Linked DNA regions of Homo sapiens: region 1 is linked to region 2. A link is an interaction called in ENCODE POLR2A ChIA-PET data of the cell type or tissue named here. Cell type or tissue: CD4-positive, alpha-beta T cell. All regions are shown on one strand. Links, peaks and the distances in the headings refer to the core of each region. The heading gives the core; the rest is flanking DNA.

Region 1 (4,681 bases), core at 445-4,444, 120 kb after region 2:
AGACTAGGAATTGGCTGATCTTGGGCAACTCCCTTGGTACCACCAAGTCCTGGAAGATGAGTTGTGTCCAAGGTCCTGAGGATAGCAACGGGCCACGTGGCCTCTGTCCACCAAGATGTCCCAGACAACGGGAGCACTGGCAAGGGGGCCCGGCCGCTAGTGCTGTTGAGCACCCACGGGTCAGACTTGGGCCCTCAACCACGGCCGCCCCACTTCAGCTTGGTGGCACCTCTGGAGAGGTGCGCACAGCAATATTATTCATAGTAATATTGAAAACTCACGTGTTGAGCGCCTGCTCTGTTCCACTCGCAGTGGAAGTAGAGCAAATAGAGCCAACAGCTACCCTCTCACGCCACTCAACGCGGACCCACAGTGGCAAAGGGAAAATCAGGGAGGCTAAGCAAACAAGAGAAAGCACCGGCACATCGGCCAGTGGGAAAGTGGCCCATGAGCTAGGGTGCCATCCAGGAGGCTTCGGTTCCGAGGAGGCCTGTAGAGGAAGATCTGCAGGACATGTGTGTGCGTACACATACACACACATTTAGGACACTGTGTATGGTATAATCCCAGCCGTGCTCAGGGAACAGAAGCAGTTACATGTGAGCACACATATGCACATGCACACATAGAAGTATAATATACAACTATAGTTAAATGCACAAGAAAGAAGGCCTGGAAGGCTCTAACTGCTGACTGCGGTCCCCTGGGGGAAAGAGTAGGATTGGAGGAGGGGGATTGGAAGACGGCCAGGGGAACTATTGCTTTTACCATTATTCTTCTATAATTAAAAAAACACATATGCATGTATTACATTTTTTTTTTTTTTTTGAGACGGAGTCTCACTCTGTCGCCCAGGCTGGAGTGCAGTGGCGCGATCTAGGCTCACTGCAAGCTCCGCCTCCCAGGTTCACACCATTCTCCTGCCTCAGCCTCCCGAGTAGCTGGGACTACAGGCGCCCGCCACCATGCCTGGCTAATTTTTTGTATTTTTAGTAGAGACGGGGTTGCACCGTGTTAGCCAGGATGGTCTCCATCTGCCGACCTCATGATCCACCCACTTCAGCCTCCCAAAGTGCTGGGATTATAGGCGTGATCCACCGCGCCTGGCCCATGCATTACATATTTTTAAACATACATACATACTTTATATGTATCTATTACATATTTTTTAAATAATTTCAAGACTAGAAAACACAACTATGTGGATAAATATCACAGACACAGCAATAAGCAGAAGGCAGACAGAAGGAAATGCATGCGTCAGGCTCAACGGCAGGCAGTCTAACCTCTGCCCTGACCCAGGGCAGCAGGGTGTAGGGGGCACAGTGCAGGAAGGGACCCAGGGTCTGCAGGCAGCCAAGAAAGGGTCCTGGGCCACCTGGGCACCTACAGTTTGGGCACCTTTACTGCATGCTGTGCATAAGAAAAGATTCTGGGTCAGGTATGGTGGCTCACACCTGTAATCCCAGGACTTTGGGAGGCCAAGGCGGGTGGACCATGAGGTCAAGGGATCGAGACCAGTCTGGCCAACATAGTGAAACCCCGCCTCTAGTAAAAATACAAAAATTAGCCGGGCGTGGTGGCAGGTGCCTGTAGTCTCAGCTACTCAGGAGGCTGAGGCAGGAGAATCACTTGAACCAGGGGGCAGAAGTTACAGTGAACCAAGATCACGCCACTGCACTCTAGCCTGGGCAGCTGAGTGAGACTCCATCTCAAAAAAAAAAAAAAAAAAAAGATTCCGAAGAAGAAAATGGGTTAAAAATACACACACACGTGCTATGTACAATACGACTATGAGAATAGAACAAGTTTTTATTTCTACTTTTCCAAATGTTCCTAATTCTCTAATATAAACTTTCTTTACTCTAAATAGAATATTTTAAAATGTGCAAAGAGAACAGCTTCATATGACTTTGAAAATGATAAAATTAATCCCAGCACTTTGGGAGGCCAAGGCGGGTGGATAACAAAGTCAGGAAATCGAGACCATCCTGGCCAACATGGTGAAACTAAAAAAAATACAAAAAAGTAACCGGGCGTGGTGGCGGGCGCCTGTAGTCCCCAGCTACTCGGGAGGCTGAGGCAGGAGAATGGTGTGAACCCGGGAGGCGGAGCTTGCAATGCAATGAGCAATGAGCTGAGATCGCACCACTGCACTCCAGCCTGGGTGACACAGCGAGACTCTGTCTAAAAAAAAAAAAAAAAAAAAAAAAAAAGAAAATGATAAAATTATGATTCCATCAGTTCTCTGAAATCTACCTCAACATTCTGGAACTCTCCACAGCCTGTTTCCTTATCCCTACAGTGAGACAGTAACACCATGGTGCCCTCCCATACAGGCTGATAAGGACTCAGCCAGGCAGCACAGAAAACCCAGCAGTCAGTGTGTGTGGAAGAGAGCAGGTGCTCAACACATGTGAGTTTTCAATGTTACTATGAATAATAGGCTGAACATTTCTCTCTGACTTGTTCCTCATTCACCTACCATCTGTCTGGACTTTTAGTAAACCTGCAACCTCCCACCAAGGGACTTACCCTGGAGCAGGCTGAGGTGAGAGGCAGGAAAGGAGCTGGCCTCCAGCAATCAGCTCAGTCTGAGTCCCGGTGAAGATGTCTTGGCTTTCCATCAGCTTCCGGATCTCATCTCGGGGCACAACGTGGCCACCAGCAAGCACGACATTAATCCTTGGATCTGGCAGCAACACCAAAAAAGAGCGTTTGCTCTTCACAGGCACTCCCTAAAACGAATCTGCTCATTCGCCTGGAACTCACTGAGACTGCTTCACAGCATGACCAGCATCGACCACCTCTCACCACCCCAGGCGTCCCAGGTCCAACCCAGCGCCCTCTTCTCTGCCTCCTGTCTCCCTGCTCCTTGGCCCAGGACACCTGCAGCCAGCTACCATGATCCTATTAACACCCAAGTCAGAGCACGGCACTCACCTGCTGACAACCCTCCAACAGCTCCCATCTGACTCTGGATAGAAGCCGAAGTCTCGGCCATGGCCCCCCAACTCTGTGGCCTCACTCCTCCAGGTCTCTCCACCTGGCCTCCCTGCCATATCTGAAGTATTAGAGGCCTTGGGATCATGGCTCCTGATCCCAGAAATGCTGTACCTGGGTATCTACAAGGCTTCCCTAGGCCTCCTGGGACCCCAAGCCTAAGACTGCATGCCCTCTTCCCCTCTTTGCCTTCCTCCCGAGCTCTGGCCACTTCCTGGGCTCCATGTCACCTGGCTCCCTCCAGTCCCCGTGAGCGCAGGGGCATCTGCACGCAGTGCAGCCTGGCACGTGGTAGGGGATGAATGTATGTCTCTTGGTTACATGAGAGAAAGCAGCCTGCATTAGGAAGGACCCTGGGAGGCCACGCACAGTGGCTCACACCTGTAATCCCAGCACTTTGGGAGACCGAGGCGGGCAGATCACCTGAGGCTGGGAGTTCGAGACCAGCCTGACCAACATGGAGAAACCCCGTCTCCACTAAAAACACAAAATTAGCCAGGCATGGTGCTACATCCCTGTAATCCCAGCTACTCGGAAGGCTGGGACAGGAGAATCACCTGAACCCAGGAGGCAGAGGTTGCAGTGAGACGAGATGGTGCCACTGCACTCCAGCCTCAGCAACAAGAGCGAAACTCTGTCTCAAAAAAAAAAAAAAAAAAGGACGACCCCAGAAAGAACCCTAGCCCCAAGCCGAGAGAAGCCTGCTCTGTGACCAGGACAGTTGGGTGGTTCGGCATAACTTCTCCAAGAGGCATTTTTGACAGTAACTAGCAAACGTGTTCATTCCCTGAATCCAGAAGTTCCACTTCTAAGAATTCATCCTAAGGAAACAATGCGAGAGTAACAGAAATGTGATCCCCTCCCCCCACCACCAAATATCCGACAAACAGCATGTACTCAACACAGGCATGCATGCACAGGTCAGAATTTGGAATTCTGGAAAAAGGGGAAGGGGAATATAATTAGTGCTAGAGGAAAAAGCTTGTATAAAGGACAGACTGAGATAGAAAAACCCAGATACAATGAAGGGAACCACATGCTAAGGAAAGCCGGGATTGTAAGGAGAACCAACAGCCTAACAAAGTATCTTTTAAAACAAATGTTACAATCCAGCTTCTAATGCCCCAGGCGAGACCCTGTGGGGAAGGAGGCTGGGCGCATGTGCCAAAGAACTCACACAATGCCCAGACAGCTAAAGAGTGTCTGACGGTAAATGTTTATCTCACCAGGCTGGTCAGTCTCGTGAAGCTGTAGTTTTTCTCAGTGACTGTATTAAATCCACTTTCGCACTCATTCGATACCCGAGTGACCGCATGCAGGACAACCTCGCAAGCCAGCACCTGCCGACCCGCCTGGCCCCACCACGATGCAGAGCCCCGAGGTGGCTGTGCTTTCTGCCAGCACTGGCCACTCTCTCTCTCTCACCCCCACTGTGTCCTTCCATAGAACAGAGACCCCCCCACCTGACACCCCTGCCACACCATCACCTGGACCCTTGGGCCCCAGCCTGCCCCAGGAACTCCAGAACCACACCCAGTGAGCCCACGCTCCAGGTGGGCAGAGGCCCTGGAGGCAGAGTTCCGGGGTCCCCACCAGGGCAGAGCCAGGGACAGGGCGCACCCCCACCCCATGCTTGTCAACAAGAATGAGCACTGTGGAAGCAGCCAGGGGCCTGCTC
Region 2 (4,339 bases), core at 340-4,339:
GGGGCGTGGGGCACTCACCGGGGTGCCTAAGGTGCTCAGCTGTGTCCAACGCAGAGCTTTTTCCAGGCGGCCTGTGTGTGAGCCCCTCCCAGGACCTTTGTCACCTACCTGGGACTGTAACATCCAGGTGGCAATCTTGTTTTTCTCAGCAGCTGGTGCTTGGCTGGGAGGAGAGCGATGCCAGCACTGATCCAGGGCCTGGGCTTCAGGCTGCAGGCAGAGCCGGGACCCCAAAGGAGACCAGACGGTGGCCACGGGGAGGCCCTGGACGATGGGATCCACAGGGAGAGACTGGAGTTCTGGGGGATGCAGCCAGGGCCTGCCGCAGCATCTCTACCCTGCAGACCCAGAACAAGCACACTGCCCTCCCTCCCTGCCTGGGGGTGGCAGGTCTCCTGGGTCTCCTGGGTCTCCTGGGGGTGGCAGGTCTCCTGGGTCTCCTGGGGGTGGCAGGTCTCCTGGTTCTCCTGGGTCTCCTGGGGGTGGCAGGTCTCCTGGGTCTCCTGGGTCTCCTGGGGGTGGCAGGTCTCCTGGGTCTCCTGGGTCTCCTGGGGGTTGCAGGTCTCCTGGGTCTCCTGGGGGTGGCAGGTCTCCTGGGTCTCCTGGGTTTCCTGGGGGTGGCAGGTCTCCTGGGTCTCCTGGCACATGGAGTGGTTACATTTCTACAAGTGTCCCAGTGGCGCTGGGCAGGACTGCCAGGCTGGCCTCAGGCCCCAGACCCCAGCAGACAAACACTGGCCCTCAGCAGGTGTCTGAGGTGCCAGCGCTGGGCAGCCTGCTGGCATTCCCGCCCCCGAAGTCAGGACGAGGGACTAAACCCGCACTGTTCCTCTACGAGTGCTCAGGTCCACACCTAGCCATGAACAGGGGCGTCGGCTGGGAGACAGGCTAATCCTTTCCCCTTGTTTTCCACATCTCTATGACATGTTTTACAAGGTGCTATAGCAAGTAGGCAAATAACAATAATAGAATTGTCACTTTTTGGGAAGTAGCGTTTTCCCAGCCCTGAAGAAGGAGAGGGACCCCAGTGCTGGGGAGAGAGGGGTTGCCACATGGCTCCCTGCCCTGCTTCTAGCTCCTGGGCCCTCTGGCCTGGGCCTTGCCCACTAGCCCCCTTCCACCAGACGTTGGGACGTCCACATCTGGAGAAAGGAAGTCCCGCGGGCCTCTGCCCTGCACTGCGGTGCTGGCGCTGCCCTGTCCTGGCTGCCCTGTCCTGGCAGGGGACAGGGCCGGCTTGTTCTGCCTCCTCCCTGGCTCAGCCCCCAGCGGGGAGGGCAGCAGCTCTCTGGGGTGGGGAGAGAGGAAAGCTGGAGCGGGGCAGGCGGCGGGTGGGCCCGAGGCCTCTGCACACCGCACACCTGCAAGCTAGGCTCCCACTTCAAAGGCCGACAGAAAACTCAGGGCAGCGGCTCAGGAGCCAAGCAGGGAGTGGGGCCAGCTAAGGAAGAGCATGGGGGGTGCGGCGAGGGGCAGAGCAGGGAGGTCCCCCACACCAGGCAGGTGGCCCAGCCCCAGGGACCTCGGCCACAGCGGCCTCCTGCCCCCAGATGCTTCTCCCCCAACCCAGAGGTACCACTTGTCACTTCTAACCCTTAGCTCTTTTTTCCAAAACACATGCCAAAAAGGGTACAAAACATAAACGTGCAAAAAAAGATCAAACGTAACGCAAACCCTGGTGGGCCCACTGCCAGGCCGAGAGCAGACGCTGCCACCGCCCCACCCTGCATCGCCACCCCAGGGCAGCCCCTCCGGCCTGTGAAAGCGCCTTCTCACACTCGCCTTTTTCCCTCCCTGGTGTTTTTAGGGTGGCTCATCCACATCTCTGGTGGTGCTGTTACTTCATCATCACCTCTGTATCGTTGTATGAATAGACCACAGGCTATTTGTTTTACAGTGGTACACATTTGGGTCTGCTATTGTTGTTGTTTTAATTGAATTTTTCCAGCCTTATTGAGACAAAATTGACAGACAAAATTGTGTGATTTAATATACCTACACATTGTGAAATGACGACCAGAATCGCATGAATCTATACATCCATCACCACCCAGTTACCGTGTGTGTGCACGTGTGTGACAAGAACACTTAAGATTACTCTCTTAGCAAATTTCAATTAAACGAGGCAGTACTGTGTTTTTTTTTTCTTTTTTTTTTTTTTTTGTTGTTGTTTTTGAGATGGAGTCTCGCTCTTTCGCCCAGGCTGGAGTGCAGTGACGTGATCTCAGCTCACTGCAAGCTCCGCCTCCTGGGTTCACGCCATCCTCCTGCCTCAGCCTCCCGAGTAGCTGGGACTACAGGTGCCCGCCACCACGCCCGCTAATTTTTTGTATTTTCAGTAGAGACAGGGTTTCACCATGTTAGCCAGGATGGTCTCGATCTCCTGACCTCGTGATCCGCCTGTCTCAGCCTCCCAAAGTGATGGGATTACAGGCGTGAGCCACCGCGCCCGGCCACGAGCAGTACTGTTAACTACGGTTGCCATGCATTACATGGAGACCCCAGAACTTACTCATCCTGTCTGACTGAAGGTTTGCACCCTCCAATCAACATTTCCCCATTTCCCACCTCAGCCCCTGGTAACCATCCTTCTACTCTCTGCTTCTATGAACTCAACTTAATTTTCATTTTATTTATTTTATTTGAGAGACAGGGTCTCACTCTGTCACCAGGCTGGAGTGCAGTGGCCTGAGCCTAGCTCACTGTAACCTCGAACTCATGGGCTCCAGTGATCCTCCCACTTCAGCCACACCCCACTCCACCCCACCCCGCTGGCCCTAGTAGCTGGGATTATAGGCACGCACCACCACCTCCAGCTATATTTTTTTATTTTTCTTTTTTTGTAGAGACAGGGTCTTGCTATGTTGTCCAGGCTGGTCTTGAACTCCTGGCCTCAAGAGATCCTCCTGCCTCAGCCTCCCAAAGTGCTGGGGGTTATAGGCGTGAACCACCACACCTGGCTGAGTTCAGCTATTTTAGATTCCACATATAAGTGTCTTTCTGCGCCTGGCTTATTTCACTGAGCATAATGTCCTTCAGTTTCATCCATGTTGTTGCAAATGGCAGGATCCCTCTCTTTGTCATGGCTGAATAATATTCCCTTGTGTGTACATATGTCTGTATATATACACCACATTTTGTTTATCCATTCATCCGTCAGCAAACACTTAGGTTGAGTCTATATCTTGCTTATGGGAGTGCAGCTATTCTATGAGATACTGGTTTCATTTCATTGGGTATATACTCAGAAGTGGGATTGCTAGGCCATATGTCAGTTCTATTTTTAATTTTTTAGGTGGGGCTGTTCCTAGCTTTAGACTACTCTTTTTTCTTTTCTTTTTTTTTTTTAAGATGGAGTCTCGCTGTCTTGTCCAGGCTGGAGCGCAGTGGTGCGATCTCAGTTCACTGCAACCTCTGCCTCCCAGGTTCAAGTGATTCTTGTGCCTCAGCCTCCCAAGTAGCTAGGATTACAACTGCATGCCACCATGCCTGGCTAAGTTTTGTATTTTTAGGAGAGACAGGGTTTCACCATGTTGGCCAGGCTGGTCTCGAACTCCTGGCCTCAGGTGATCTGCCCACCTCAGCCTCTCAAAGGTGTGAGCCACCATGCCAGGCCTAGACTACTCTTAACAATGCTGTTTGTGAAAACTCTTGAAGGCATGTCCCAGTGCACACAAGTCCACATTTGTGTCAAGTCCACACCCAGGAGTGGGATTTCTGAGCCGTGGGATGTGCTGTGTGTGGATGCTGCCCAGGGCCACACCCCGGCCGACGCTTCTGCAAATGGAGCAGCTACATGGTGGGAGGTCACCATGGTCTCCTTTTCTTTTCTATGAATGAGGCTGAGCCAGTCTCATATGTTCACTTACCATTGGATTTCATCTTTTGTGGAGTGACTGTTCAAGTGTTTTCCCTCTTTTCTACAGAGTTATCTTCTTTCTCGCCGATTCGTGGGGGTTCTTGGTAACACCAGGTCATAGGTGCTGCAAATATCTTTTCTCATTCTGCACTCGTTTCATCCTCTTTAATGGCATCCTTGGGTGGATAGAAGGTGTTAATTTTACTGTAGTAAATTCTCCATATTGCTTTCCAACAGTCTTGCAGCTGTTTCATTTTGTCCTTCACACGCAGGTCTCTAATACACCTGGAGGTGATCTTCTCTTGGGGCCCGAGGTAGAGTCACGCAGGTTCCATTTTGGAGGAAATGAAAGCAGAGCCAGCACCCTTGTTGAAAAGCCGCCTCTCCCCACACACCCCCAGCGCCGTTGTGGCTGTTCCCGGGCTCTCCCTCCTGCTTCTCTGTCCCTGAGCCAGGAGCGTTGGGCTAACTGTGGCCTGA

What was found. Peaks named below come from ENCODE experiments on the same cell type or tissue, not always from the same donor. Only the 100,000 strongest peaks of a DNase experiment are listed, where the experiment ranks them.
Region 1: POLR2A ChIA-PET joins it to region 2 with 5 read pairs; 5 of 35 experiments call an interaction of 5 or more read pairs at or near these places.

The regions. Positions count from the first base shown.
Region 1 is chr2:241,130,339-241,135,019 of GRCh38, forward strand. PASK (PAS domain containing serine/threonine kinase) reads right to left here. Exons shown (of 18, transcript NM_015148.4): 9 at 2,536-2,692. Among named protein-coding and RNA genes, the nearest start is that of PASK, 17 kb to the right of the region's middle. RefSeq lists an enhancer at 2,551-2,640. In CD4-positive, alpha-beta T cell, for the core only: no CTCF peak of the experiment used is centred there; no DNase peak of the experiment used is centred there.
Region 2 is chr2:241,010,679-241,015,017 of GRCh38, forward strand. All of the region lies in intron 1 of SNED1 (sushi, nidogen and EGF like domains 1), which reads left to right. SNED1-AS1 (SNED1 antisense RNA 1) reads right to left here. Exons shown (of 3, transcript NR_187212.1): 3 at 2,812-4,339. LOC107985787 (a long non-coding RNA gene) reads right to left here and starts at 1,267. Exons shown (of 2, transcript XR_001739175.3): 1 at 109-1,267. RefSeq lists enhancers at 1-55, 56-659. In CD4-positive, alpha-beta T cell, for the core only: no CTCF peak of the experiment used is centred there; no DNase peak of the experiment used is centred there; H3K4me3 peaks cover 394 bases.